Regions from separate parts of the Homo sapiens genome. Here region 2 is linked to region 1. A link is a contact called in ENCODE POLR2A ChIA-PET data. All regions are on one chromosome and are shown on one strand. The core of a region is the stretch at or near the end of the contact, and the rest is flanking DNA. Distances in the headings are between cores, read along the strand shown.

Region 1 (2,978 bases), core at 217-2,716:
CAGCCACCCATTCCGGAATCCCAAATGACGCCTTCCCATGGTCAGGATTTCAATGAGTGGTGCCATCCTTGGCTCTCACAGGAACTGATCCCTTGGGGAGGACTGTATGAAAATGCATCTGTAAGCTCAGATGAAGTCAGCATGCTAGGGTTGGAAATATTATTTTCACATACATAGTCTAGGTTACTTAATTTATTGTTTTGAGACAGGGTCTCACTGCCCAGCCTGGAGGGCAGTGCTGTGATCATAGCTCACTATAATCTTGAACTCCTGGGCTCAAGGGACCCTCCCGCCTCAGCCTGCCTCTCCAGTAGTTGGGACGACAGACGCGCACCACCACGCCCGGCTGTTTAATAGAGATGGGGGTCTCCTTTTGTTGCCCAGGATAGTATTGAACTCATGGCCTCACGTGATTCTCCTGCCTGTATCTCCCAAGGCACTGGGATTACAGGCCAGAGCCACCTTGCCAGGCCAGTATGTTACTTTAAATAGCAGTCATCCTAAAAATAGCTTACCCTCCTCTGTCCTTCCCTGCCTGGAAAGGGTGTAAAAATAACATTTGGGGGCTGTAAATGCTGTCTAGATCTCTGGAGCTAGGTAGGTGCAGAGGTGTGATTTGGGTTTGGCTGTGCTCCGAAAAAACCGGGGCCGAGCTGCTGGTTTTGAATTTGTCCAGGCTTTTTAGCCAATAGCCTCTTCCTCCGCCGGGAAGGGGTGGGACCCAGCCTTCCAAAACACCTTTGCTGAGGAACCGTGCAAAGACCTTGGATGAGGGCCCCAGCTCAGCCAGGCCTCCCTGAAGCGAAGCCAGCCCGGGGTGGGGACTGGTGGAGGGACTAGAGTTTCTTAGATTCACAGAATAGCAGAGCTGGGAGAGGCCTAAAGACCATCTTATCTACGCGTTTGTGTTTCTGATGACTGATTAAGGCCCAGAGAGGGTCAGTAACTCTTCCAGGTCGCACAGTGGGTGACAGTAGGTATGTGCTCGTCCTGGGACACAGAGCTGTTTTCTTCGCTTGTCTGGAGTGGGTTTCGGGGGTCGGCACTTGCCTCCCAGTGAGCTCCCGGCGCCTGCCAGTCCTGGCTGAGTGGGATCGGTCGGCCTCCACCCCTAATCTCCCCCGCTGCAGAGCCAAAGCACACCGGCCTCCAGGGGGCGCCGCCTCCGGGACGCGCCGACTCTCCCGAGCCCTGCTCTCTCTGGCCGGGGTCAGCCCCGGAAACAGCTTCAGTTTCCTGTCCCTTCCTCCCTGGGAGCAAGGATGTAGGCGCCCAGACCCCGCCCGCGGGCTCCCTTCGTCCGGCGTCCCTAGCGGCCCGCCCGGTCCCGCCGCCCCGCGGCTTGCGGATGGCTGCGGCCCCCCGGGCCCCGGGTGGCTGCGGTGGCGGGGAAACGGCAGAACGCAGGCGGCGATTCGCTGGGGACGGCGGCCGGAGGGAGGCGATGGCCCCAGGCTCGGCGCACCTGTGGAACTGCGCGGGCGGCGCGGCGCTGCTGCCCCCTGCCGGCCGCGCCCGGGCCCACTCCCGTGTCCACCCCGGCCCGGGTGCCCTCGGAGTCCCTCGCGTCACTGTGGGCAGCGCCAAGCTACGGCTTCCCATGGCAGAGCGGGGTGGGGCCGCGGGACGGCACAGAGCTCCCCTGCCGCGAATACGCCGGTTTAGTTGCTTCCCACAGATCACACATGGTCTCGCCTGTCCGCAGGGTCCCCTCCCGGCCTCAAGCCCCTGCCAGGCAGCATCGGCCGCTGGTGACCTTGGGTCATCCTGGCCTCTATGCATTTAGAGTAGACGCCGGGTGGTGGCGGCGCCTGTAGTCCCGCATTCTGGGAGGCCCAGGCGGGGCGCTAGAGCCCAGGAGTTCTAGACCAGCCTGGGGAAAACAGCGAGACTCTGTCTCTTCAAAACAAAACAAAAACAAACAAACAAAAAAGGGTAGAGCCCATAGTACAGGATGAGAGAGTAGTGCCGTAATGAATTTTAAATTTTAATTACATTTAAAATTAAAATGAATCTATATACAATCACATTTCAAAAATTCAAAAAGTATGAAAAGGAACACATTCGAAAGGCTTCTATCCACCTCTGTTTTCCACTGTCCTCTTTCCCATCCCACCCATTCTCCCACCAGGCTTAGTTTCTTGTGTTTCTTTATGCAAAATAAACAAAAGCAAATATATATATTTTTTCCTGCTCTCATATAAAAGGCAGCACAGTATCCACACTGTTCTGAACTCTTTTTTTTTTTTTTTGAGACAGGGTCTCACTCTGTTCCCCAGACTGGAGTGCAGTGGCACAATCTCAACTCACTGCAGCCTCCACCTCCTGGGTTCAGGCTATTCTCCTGCCTCATCTGGACCACAGGCGCACACCACCATGCCCGGCTAATTTTGTATTATTATTTTTTTCGAGATGGAGTCTTGCTCTGTCGCCCACAGATGGAGTGCAATGGTGCGATCTCGGCTCACTGCAACCCCTGCCTCCCGGGTTCAAGCAATTATCCTGCCTCAGCCCCCCGAGTAGCTGGGATTACAGGTGTGCGCCACCACACCTGGCTAATTTTTGTATTTTTAGTAGGGACGGGGTTTCACCATGTTGACTAGGCTGGTCTTGAACTCCTGACCTCATGATCTGCCCACCTCGGCCTCCCAAAGTGCTGGGATTACAGGCGTGAGCCACCACGCCCTCCCTAATTTTTTTATTTTTATTTTTTATTTTTTTGAGATGAAGTCTTTGCTCTTGTCACCCAGGCTGGAGTGCAATGGCACCATCTTGGCTCACTGCAACCTCTGCCTTCCAGGTTCAAGCAATTCTCCTGCCTCAGCCTCCCAAGTAGCTGGGATTACAAATGCACACCACCACGCCCGGCTAATTTTTGTATTTTTAGTAGGCCAGGCTGGTCTCGAACTCCTGACCTCAGGTGATCCAGCCACCTCCCAAAGTGCTGGGATTATAGGCATGAGCCAACGTGCCCAGCG
Region 2 (2,978 bases), core at 223-2,722, 760 kb before region 1:
GTCTCGTTGATCTGTCTAATATTGACAGTGGGGTGTTAAAGTCTCCCATTATTATTGTGTGGGATTCTAAGTCTCTTTGTAGGTCTCTAGGGACTTGCTTTATGAATCTGGGTGCTCCTGTATTGGGTGCATGTATATTTAGGATAGTTAACTCTTCTTGTTGAATTGATCCCTTTACCATTATGTAATGGCCTTCTTTGTCTCTTTTGATCTTTGTTGGTTTAAAGTCTGTTTTATCAGAGACTAGGATTGCAACCTCTGCTTTTTTTTGTTTTCCATTTGCTTGGTAGATCTTCCTCCATCCCTTTATCTTCAGCCTATGTGCATCTTTGTACATGAGTCTCCTGAATACAGCACACTGATGGGTCTTGACTCTATTCAATTTGCCAGTCTGTGTCTTTTAATTGGAGCATTTAGCCCATTTACATTTAAGGTTAATATTGTTATGTGTGAATTCGATCCTGTCATTATGATGTTCGCTGGTTATTTTGCCCATTAATTGAAGCAGTTTCTTCATAGCATTGATAGTCTTTACAATTTGGCATGTTTTTGCATTGGTTGGTACTGATCATTTCTTTCCATGTTTAGTGCTTCCTTCAGGAGCTCTTGTAAGGCAGGCCTGGTGGTAACAAAATCTCTCAGCATTTGCTCGTCTGTAAAGGATTTTATTTCTCCTTCACTTATGAAGCTTAGTTTGGCTAGATATGAAATTCTGGGTTGAAAATTCTTTTCTTTAAGAATGTTGAATATTGGCCCCTACTCTCTTCTGGCTTGTAGGGTTTCTGCCCAGAGATCCGCGTTAGTCTGATGGCCTTCCCTTTGTGGGTAACTCGACCTTTCTCTCTGGCTGCCCTTAACACTTTTTCCTTCATTTCAACCTTGGTGAATCTGCCAATTATGTGTCTTGGGGTTGCTCTTCTCAAGGAGTATCTTTGTGGTGTTCTCTGTATTTTCTGAATTTGAATGTTGGGCCTCTCCTACTATTCTAAGTCACCATCACCTGTGCATATCCTTTCTAGCACCCATAGGTTGTAATTATGTGCTTCCTTGCTTACTTGTTTATTGTCTGTATTTTCCACTAGACGGTAAGCTCCCCAAGGGCAGGCACTGTGTTTCCATTCACCACTGTAAGTTTAATTGCAAGCACGGATCTTGACATATACTGTGCACTCAATAAATAATGTGCCAAATGAAGTGAAAGGTGGCAAGACACATGGGTCTCTGCCTGACACACAGCTGCTGTGGGGATGCTCAGGTGCACACCTCATTGGTATCTTCTCATGCAAAGCTGCGTGCACATCTGAGAAGGGTATCTGAGAACACTGCTGGTGCAGGTTCTAAATGCCACAGGCTGGATCTGTGACTCATCCCTGCCCTTCCTCCACATGTCCCTTTCTGCCCATTTGGGGATGCCAGACTCAGCTTGCATTCAGGGTGCACATTGAATTCTGTCAGTCTGTCCCTTCAGAAGGGACAAGTCACTCTGGACCTGGTTCCACGGAGTTGGTAGCTTGCTGGTAGTTTGCCAGGGAGGGAGCATGTGTCCTGTTGGCTATTTATATAGCACACAACCCTGGTCCTGGTCAGAAGCCACACCCCGTTGGGCTCCCAGCTGTCTGCCAGATCTGATGCCAAGCAGTGGTGTGTGGTTCTTCCTTAGTATGTGAAGCCTGGTGCAGATTCCATTCACAGGCTGCTGGGTCCCTCAGATCACTGTTTTCTCAGACCACTTATGCGATACCCTTGTGGGGCTTTTGTTTTTAGTTTTTTTCCAAATGGTGGTATAACATACATTTTATAAAGTGCACAAAGCTTGAGTGTGCAACTTGAATTTTTATATATGTGAACATCTGTGTGTACCCAGCAGGGTTTAGTCAGGGGAGTTAGGGATAAGGGACTTATTGCAAGAATTAGACTCTCCACAAGTTGGGGGACCAGGGGGTGTGGGGGTCCAGATGGTGGGGATGTCAGAGAGGGGTCACTCACTGGTCGCCTGAAGCACTGGTGTGGTTGGACAGGCCCGAGCTCACAGGGATGCCCGGAACCCGGTCTGTTGCGGAGGTGGAGCCACCGGAGGAGGGGGCGTTGGGAGGCGCTGCCTCTGGGAAGCTGCTGTCCAGTTGGGTCCCCGGCCCAGTGACCGGTGGCAGGCCTGGGGCCTGTGATTGGCCAGCAGGGCCAGCGTGAGGAAGAGGAGCTGGCCGCAGTGTGGAGAGTGGGGCAGGCTGGAACCTCCAGGTGCCCGTGTCTCTGCCCTTCACCTCATGGCCACTGCTTCAGTTCACCTTCCAAGCTTTACGGAACTTCCTGGCGTGGCCAATTCTAACTCAGACTCTAACTGGGGGCCCTGGGAGACAGTTCCCAGCTTAACCAAGTTGACACAGCACCACTGTCCAGATCAGGGTCCCAAGTCCCAGCCCTGCCCAGGTAGCCACTGTCTGAGCCGACTTCTGCACCATAGACATAAACTTTGTTCTTGTCTTTGTGTACATGGAGTCGTGCAGTATTTTCTGTCCTGTGTCTGCCCTCTCTTGCCCAGCACTAATCTGTGAGTTTCATCGGTGTGGCTGGATGTTGCAGTAGTTCATTCCTCTTTCCTGCTGTGTGGTATTCCATTGTGTGACTGTAACTGCAGCTTATCATTTTGCTGCTGTTGGTCATTTGAATGTTTCCAATTTTTGAGTATTATGAATAAAGCTGCAATGAGCATTCTTTTACTTGTCTTTTGGCTAACATAAGACATTCATCTCTGTTGGATGTATCCCCAAGAATGGAATTGCTGAGTTTTAGGGTAGATGTGTATGTAGCTTCAAGAACCACTGCTGAACAATTTTCCATAGTGGTTGTACGAGTTCACCACGCGCATTGTCTGAGAGTTCCAGTTGTTCCCTATCGTTGCCTACTCGTGGCATTGTCAGTCTTTAATTTTAGTTATTCTGATGGGTGATAGGATCTCATTATGGTTTTGATGGACTTCC

Evidence for each region. ChIA-PET counts read pairs that join two places held with the same protein, here RNA polymerase II (POLR2A).
Region 2: POLR2A ChIA-PET joins it to region 1 with 11 read pairs in OCI-LY7. The contact joins two enhancer-like sites. POLR2A ChIA-PET finds 5 or more read pairs at or near these places in 2 of 52 experiments (OCI-LY7 and activated B cell).

What each region holds. Positions count from the first base shown.
Region 1 is chr22:17,170,144-17,173,121 of GRCh38, reverse strand. No RefSeq gene overlaps it. Among named protein-coding and RNA genes, the nearest start is that of HDHD5-AS1, 12 kb to the right of the region's middle. RefSeq lists a silencer at 1,176-1,605 and an enhancer at 1,456-1,957. Within about 2 kb of position 1,466, at least 38 of the 41 ENCODE cell types and tissues checked have a DNase peak (open chromatin) inside an H3K27ac peak, as active enhancers do.
Region 2 is chr22:17,930,090-17,933,067 of GRCh38, reverse strand. All of the region lies in intron 1 of MICAL3 (microtubule associated monooxygenase, calponin and LIM domain containing 3), which reads left to right. Among named protein-coding and RNA genes, the nearest start is that of MIR648, 49 kb to the left of the region's middle. Within about 2 kb of position 1,472, at least 6 of the 41 ENCODE cell types and tissues checked have a DNase peak (open chromatin) inside an H3K27ac peak, as active enhancers do.